3 separate regions of the Homo sapiens genome follow, and all the other regions are linked to region 2. The links are chromatin loops, found by intact Hi-C in ENCODE. Cell type or tissue: dorsolateral prefrontal cortex. All regions are shown on one strand. Region 1 overlaps GLRA3 (glycine receptor alpha 3). Region 2 has its middle 270 kb from the start of GPM6A-DT. Region 3 overlaps LOC105377547 (a long non-coding RNA gene).

The links. Peaks named below come from ENCODE experiments on the same cell type or tissue, not always from the same donor. Only the 100,000 strongest peaks of a DNase experiment are listed, where the experiment ranks them.
Region 1: it touches region 2 in a loop (3-fold over the local background); 51 of 110 quality-filtered maps call a loop at or near these places.
Region 3: a loop joins it to region 2, with 4 times the contacts of the local background. A loop is called at or near these places in 27 of 110 quality-filtered maps.

Annotation. Positions count from the first base shown.
Region 1 is chr4:174,762,836-174,765,335 of GRCh38, reverse strand. All of the region lies in intron 3 of GLRA3 (glycine receptor alpha 3), which reads left to right. Among named protein-coding and RNA genes, the nearest start is that of GLRA3, 65 kb to the left of the region's middle. In dorsolateral prefrontal cortex, CTCF peaks have their summits at 824 and 1,024 (motif pointing left); no DNase peak of the experiment used is centred here.
Region 2 is chr4:175,519,658-175,522,157 of GRCh38, reverse strand. No RefSeq gene overlaps it. Among named protein-coding and RNA genes, the nearest start is that of GPM6A-DT, 270 kb to the left of the region's middle. In dorsolateral prefrontal cortex, no CTCF peak of the experiment used is centred here; a DNase peak (open chromatin) is centred at 946.
Region 3 is chr4:174,373,534-174,376,033 of GRCh38, reverse strand. All of the region lies in intron 2 of LOC105377547 (a long non-coding RNA gene), which reads right to left. Among named protein-coding and RNA genes, the nearest start is that of MIR4276, 49 kb to the left of the region's middle. RefSeq lists an enhancer at 129-687. In dorsolateral prefrontal cortex, no CTCF peak of the experiment used is centred here; no DNase peak of the experiment used is centred here.

The DNA of each region.
Region 1 (2,500 bases), 760 kb after region 2:
GCAGATTTCCTTCCCATTAAGACTTAAAGATTGCCAGTTTTCTGAAAGTGCCTTTTTTATGACATAATTCATCAGTCTACCACTAAAACTGTTATAACACAATCTATAAGATGGCTACACCAGTTAAATTTCTTACCTTAACAATTTAGCCAGACTTTATAGAATAGCATTCTGCAAAAGCTTGCAGGATATTGCAAACACACTCTCACCATAAGTTTTATTTCTCTCCTTCAGCATGCAAGCCTTTCCTTACCTACATACTCCATCATTATGTATTCCTTTTGAAATCACTTTGAGCATCTATCACTCACTTCTTCACAGTCTCAAGCAGTGTCAATGAACATTGTTCAAATATCCCAGAAGTTAAGTATTACAAACCTAATCATGTCCACCTTGGTATTTTTCTTTTTATTCTTCCAAATTTCTAAACATATATCATTTCCATTAAAATGATCAGATTCAATATTTATTAATTTTTAATGGTATCAGCTAAAATAGCTGTGATTTTGATGTTCATCTATATAGGCACAAAGAAAATTAGAACTTGTTAGTATATTTCTATCATAAGAATCATAAAATGTTTTGCTCCCACTTGGTTAAGTTGTTGTATTTTATTCACAGGGTCCACTATCACGACTCTACAACAAAACTTTATCTCATTATTCTATTGCTGTATTTTTTTAATTCAGTAAAAATGCTAATATATGTGTTAATGTATTTTTTAAACTTATTCACACTTCTTACGCTGAATATAGTTTACTTCTGTTCTTTTTTTTTTTGAGACGGAGTCTGTCGCACAGGCTGACTTCTGTTCTTATAATACGAATAATTGAATTCAACTAAGGCAGTCAATTAAAATTGAGAGGATGGAATCTCAAATTATCTGTAATCATTAATGAATATATTTATGTCTGAGAATTCATATTTAAAATAAAACTACGTAATTATCCTCTTCCATATGTGTCTGCTTAACAAGAATCTTAACTGTCTTCAATGTCTTTACTGGCTAAATATATTGAGCTCCCTCTGCTGGTCTAGTCTATAACTGGTATGTCTCACTTTTAAATACAGCTCTCCCATTTGAGGTTATTCTTTAATCCTTGGGAAAATTTCTCTATTAGTCTACTTTTTAGGCCACTTTTTGTTAATTAAGTTAATTCAAACAATGTATTTTTCATATTTTTCTTGCACAAATTTAAAAAAATGCGTGTGCAGTTTAACAATATAAACTCAAATCTCTTTTTAGCTGTTAAACTCCTTTCCCAATATTGTTAATCTGATTAATTTCATGTAGTACCAACCATTCTCACTTGAGTACAGTTTCATTATTTTACACATAGTCACCAAACTTTTTTCTACAAATATTATGAGCATTTTAACTTCCTTATTACCCTCATATATGAGTCATAATGAGATTCTTTAAGGACTTGTTCCACCTCAATTATTTCAAGTTCACATTCTTCTTAAACAGATAATGATTTAACAACTACTGGAAATTCCCGTTCTTAAAAATATTAAATTAAAAATAAAACTAGTTTACCATCATTACTGTTTGGGAACATGGTCTTGGCGAGAGAGGCACATCTGTCCTGCCTTTTAAACTGTGATGATAAAAGAAGCACGTGATTATTTCAATGAGGGGAAGCTTAAGATCTCCACATTAAGTGGCTTTTATATGAAGTGTGCTCCTGCAAACCTATGATGAGTTGTGGATAAGGCTTATGTGCCAGGATGAAAGCATTTGTTAAGTTGGGTCTAACAATGCAAAGAAATGCAAATGCAAAGAAAGGTTTTCTTTGGAAATATACGCAAAAACCAAATTGTAATTTGGTGCATACACACAGACCTGGCTGGTCTTCAGGGTGTCCACAGAACAAAAGAAAAGATTGGGGTTTTATTGGTTAAGAGAAAAGTTTTGTAAAATGTTTTGAAAGAAAGTTCATTGGCCTAGACAAGTTCTTCCAGCTTTGGCAAGCTGTAATTGTTGAGTGATGGTGGTAGGTAAAACTAATCTTGGTGGAAGGTAAACTAATCTTTGAGGCATGGAAGGTAGCAGTTACATGGAAGCAGTTACTAGGTAAAATGGGTTTTAAGATATAGCAAGTTATTTCTGCAGCCTGGCTTGCCAGACAGTTCCTGGAGCAGGAGCTTTGTGACCTGAGTGCTTTTTCCCCATGGTCCTTAACTCCCATCTAGTTGGGTATGACTGTAATAACCCCAAGTCACATCATTAATTTTCACAATTGAGACAATGGAATATTACATAGCAACAACATGGATATTTCTCATAAACATAATTATGAGCTAAAGAAAACAAACACAATAGAACATGTACCAATTACTTCCGTTTGTATGAAGTTCAATAACATGAAAAAATCAATTCTGATGATAAAAGACTTCTGAATTCTGATAGACTATCTTTGGTCAGGGGTGGGAGGTGGTTGGTAACTGATTGTGAGGAGGTACCACGGAGCCTTCTGGGTACCAAAATTGTTCTATT
Region 2 (2,500 bases):
TGGATTCAGCCTTATCCTCCTGGGTCCCTGGATATATGGGACTGCCTCTGGATTGCAGTAGAGTGGTACTGGAGCCAAGTAATGTGGCTGTAGCGAGGTCCACTGTTGCCAGGCCTTTTACAAGGGCTCAGGTTAGCATGGTTCCTACTGGATCACCTGGAGAATTGAATTGCTTCCAGGAACACAGTGGAGCAGGACTTGTGCCATGTCATGAGGTCTCTTCCAGGTCTGCAGCCAAGTTTACAGATGGTGGGCTCAGTGTTAGGGGCAGAGATGGATGTGACTCCTGCTGGATCCCTAAGAAGGTCCCACTAGGTCCCTCCCTGGGCAAGTCTGTGGGTAAGCAGAACTTCCCCTGGAACCATGTTAGAGAAGCTGGAACTGGGTCACAGGGCTGCTTCAGAGTCTGCCGTTGGGTTTAAGGCTGGTGGGGCCTCTTAGCACTGATTCTAACAGGCATGTTTTCTCTTGGTTCCATGGTTGAGCAAGACTGTATTTGGACCCCAGTGAAGCATGGCTGGAACCAAGTCATAGGGCGGCTTCAGAGTCCATAGTCAGGACCAAGGTTAACAGGCCTGGTTCTGGGGCCACAGACTAGGATTGCTGGGCCCCTGATTTGCAGGACTGATTCTCTTCCATGGTAGAGTAGGGCTGGTGCTGGGTCACAGGGCTACTTTAGGATCTGCCATCAGGTTCAAGGTTGGTTGGCTTGCTACCAGGGGCATGAACAGGTATGGCATATGGGGCTTCTCACAGAACCGTTCCAAATGAGGCAGGGTCCAAGACTATACAGAGATGGGGTTGCTTTCAGTCTGCAGCTGGGACCATGTTGAACAATCTTAGCAGTGGATCCCTGCCTTCTCAAAATGGCTCTCCTCACTCTTGGGCTTGACTAGGGTTTCACAACCTCTTACTAGGATCTCAAAGCTCTCACAAAGACACTTTCATGCATGGACGGCTGCCAGATTGTTGTTTGTCAAGGGAGATGTGAACTGGGGACATCCTATTCGGCCATCTTGCTGACATTACTTCTGTATTTTATTTATTTTTAACTAGTAATTATTAAAATCATGTAATAATTTTCTTACTAAGTACAATTGTCTATTTCTCTATTGTATTTCAGCAACAAAAAAATAACAATAGTATTAGTCACTGACTTTTGTTGGATTTCATGATGTATCAGTGTTTTGTATGTATGACCACTTTTAATCCTCACAGTAAGCCAAGAAAATAGATGTTTTTATTTTGCTCATTTATTCAGAATGAATTTTAAGGCAAAAGAGGGTTAATTAGATAGCTCAAAGTAATATGACCAGCAAGCAGAATTACAGTTTTAACTTAAGTATGACTTACTTAAGAACCTGTGCTTCTACAGAAAACATGTTATGAAACTATGTGATATACTGAACACACAGATATAAATAAACATGACCCCATACTCAAGAAATTTACCATCTTGTGGGGAGCTGACATCCACATAAATAATAAAAGCATAAATACTAATGGAGATTCTCTAATGTTGATGTAGCTATTTGGATATAGTTCCCATCTCTATCTGGGTAGGTACGTATTTGCAACTTCTGAAGGTCTAAGTAGAGTTTAATAGTGAAATGTGAATTTTTTGCCCAGCCAGGTCAGTCAAATCTACTTTCTAGATCAATAGGGTTGCAAAAGCTAGGATCAGATTAACTATGAAGTGTGATAAATTATCTTAGAGTTAGTACTAAGAAATGAGGAAGCTGTAGAAGAAGAAATGAAGGAAGGTCTTGCACAGAGGTCATTGTATTTGAATTTAGCAATCCATACCAAAAGCACAGAGGTCATTGTATTTGAATTTAGCAATCCATACCAAAAGACAAAACTAGTAGTTTTTAAAAATTGGTATTTTAAAAATTTTATCCCTTTTATATACTACTTTTGTCAGCCATATTTCGCCAACAGATTTTTAAGTCAGTTCTAGTCATTTTAGATATTGTCTTCAGTTCTTCACTCTATTTAGCACATCATTTTCTTTTGCTAACTTAAATTTTACTTTAGGATCAATTTTATTTTTAAAAAATTATGCATTTCCCTCATACTTTTATAAACATCTCGTACTAATATCTGGGATTAACTCAATATAGCCGAACAGCTTAAATTTGCTGTGTCACAATTTCTTGTCTGAAAGCAAAATAATGATTTTTCCTACACTAACTATTCTTTCAAAGCAAAATAGTGATTTTTCCTACACTAACTATTCTTTCATCCTAAGGGAAACAGCAAGGAAGGGAAAATAAATGAACTCTGTATTGTGTATTCAGCACTGTCATAGGAGTGATGGAAGGGTAAAAGGAAGTAGCAGATATAAGTAATACCTTCAAGATTTAAAATAAAATCAGTGAGATAAAGCAGACAAATTAAATGTAACAATTCATTAAGGACAGAACTTTGGAGAGGGAAGAGATAAGTGCATATGGAACTATTTAGTAGAAATCAGGTATGGGCGATAAATTTATTTAGG
Region 3 (2,500 bases), 1.1 Mb after region 2:
AGAGTAGGCCCCTCTTTCAATATGCCCAGTGTTATTACAAAAAGTGGAAATGTGGACACAGACACACATGCAGGGAGAATGCCATATGAAGATGAAGGCAGACATGGGGTGATGCTTCTACAAGCCAAAGATTGTGGGCAAACCACCAGAAGCTAGGAGAAAGGCATGGAAGATTCTCCAAAATCTTCAGAAGGAACCAACCTTGCCGACACCTTCGTCTCAGACATCCAGACTCTGGACCTCCGACACAAAAATTTACCATTGTTTAACCCATCCAATCTGTAGTATCTTGTTAAGGCAGCCCTAGCAAGCGAATACAGGCACTAAGAGCAAATATACTTTACCCCATGAACACTCATATGCTAAGTGCTTATCTCCATAAGAATCCAGGACATCAACAACATTTTTAAAAACAGGCTGGGCGCGGTGACTCATGCCTGTAATCCCAGCACTTTGGGAGGCCAAGGGGGGCGGAACACCTGAGGTCAGGAGTTCAGGACCAGCATGGCCAACGTGGTGAAACCCCATCTCCACTAAAAATGGAAAAATTAGCCAGGCATTGTGGCAGGCACTTGTAATCCCAGCTACTCGGGAAGCTGAGACAGGAGAATTACTTGAATCTGGGAGGCAGAGGTGGCAGTGAGCCTAGATCGCACCACTGCACTCCAGCCTGGGCGACAAGAGCAAGACTTTATCTCAAAAAAAAAAAAAAGGCAACATTTTAATATTGCCATGATCCTGTGTTTTCCACAATGTGATCTATTTTCATCACAGAGTGCAGCCACAACAGCTAATAGTCAAAAGGAAATACATAACCCACTAGGTTTCTTTGGTCTCATAATACATCTTACTATATAGGTTTTCTTATATTAGTATCATATCCTAGAGACCTAACAAGGACATCGTGGGAAAAAAAAAAAGACAATTTTCTGAGATGTCATTTTCAAAAAGAAAAATATGTAATGAAAGGAAAACTGAAAGACTCTTAGGAGAAAAGAGACTGTGCTCATGTTTACTTCACTAGGCCCTTGCACCTTTCCATATATTTTTCTCCACCACTGACCTAAGTTTCAGTAGGGAACAGATCCCTTCTCATATTCATTTGCCCACCTTTACTCTGCTTTCTTTCATAACTTTATCAACTTTCTACCTACTTCGTTCTTCCCATCTTCTCTTCATCTTCCCCCCATGACTCTCTTAGACACAATGCTGGAGACCCAGCTGCCATAACTTCATTGGAGGTTAAAGTGTGTGCAGAGTGGCTGTTGGGTTAGTTTTGCTGATCCCATTTAGCTACTGGTTAGAGGAAGTGATGAAAAAGATTTAAACTTGGTTTCTGGAAGTAAATTCCAACAGAAAACCCTTGCTGGACTTGGGGGTGTAGGGAGCAGCATGAGTCCAAACCCAGGCTTGGAGCAAGCCACGGAAGATTGCAATTGGACCTAAAAGGATAATGGTAAGAAGTAGAAGGGTGAGGAATGCAGAGTATTAAAGATGAGAATACCAGTAATAATAGCAATAACAATAATGACACTAAAATTCATGAACACTCATATGCTAAGTGCATATCTCCCTAAGAACCAGGACATCAACAAATATTTTTTAAAACAATGGCAATATTTAAAAAATACTTATCTACAACTTTCAAAAATGCTTTGAATGTGGACAACATATTATTTTATTTTGCTGATTGTTCAACAAGCATATGTGCTGAACAATGTTTTTTAAATATTGAATTTCTCTAGAGAAATCTTAAAAAAAAACCCTACTCTTTGGACAAAATGGTTTAAAATTCCAAGGATTATCCTATCATTATTATTTTGCATGAGATACTTTGATGTGCTTCTTTATGAAAATACAAACAGGATACTGAAGTCATCCCATTTTCAAAAATTTATTTCAAATTACTTAACTGGAAGATGGAGAAGTTGGTGGTATGGTTTCTGGAAGTTACCATCTATCAACCTCTGCCTCTTCCAGGCACTCCTAGTTATGTCAGAATTCTCCCACCACAGTGACTTTGTGGTTGACTGCTGTGGTCACAAGGATCTGGACTAACAAGGGACGTCTGGAAGAGGGGGTGTTTGACCAAGCTGAGAATTGCAGGAGAATTACTGAGAAAGAATGAGTTAAATCCTCATTAATTCAGACAATATTTATCAGTCACCAACTTTCTGGAAGATTCCCTGTTATGCTGCCAGCCACTCAATAACTGACACCCGTGTTGGAGAATTACAGCCTAGAAGGGAAGGGCTATGGCCCTATGGCACCCTCCCAATAACCCCTTGAAAATAGTTCTAAAAACAAAATGTTGATTTTTCTACTGAGGGGCCAGCATTTTGTATTTCAATTTTTCAATTTCTCTCTTTTTTTTTTTTTTGACAGGATCTCACTCTGTTGCCCAGGCTGGAGAGCAGTGGTGCAATCTCAGTTCACTGCAGCCTCAACCTCTGGCACTCGAGTAATCCTCTCACCTTAGCCTCCTAAGTAGCTGGCACTA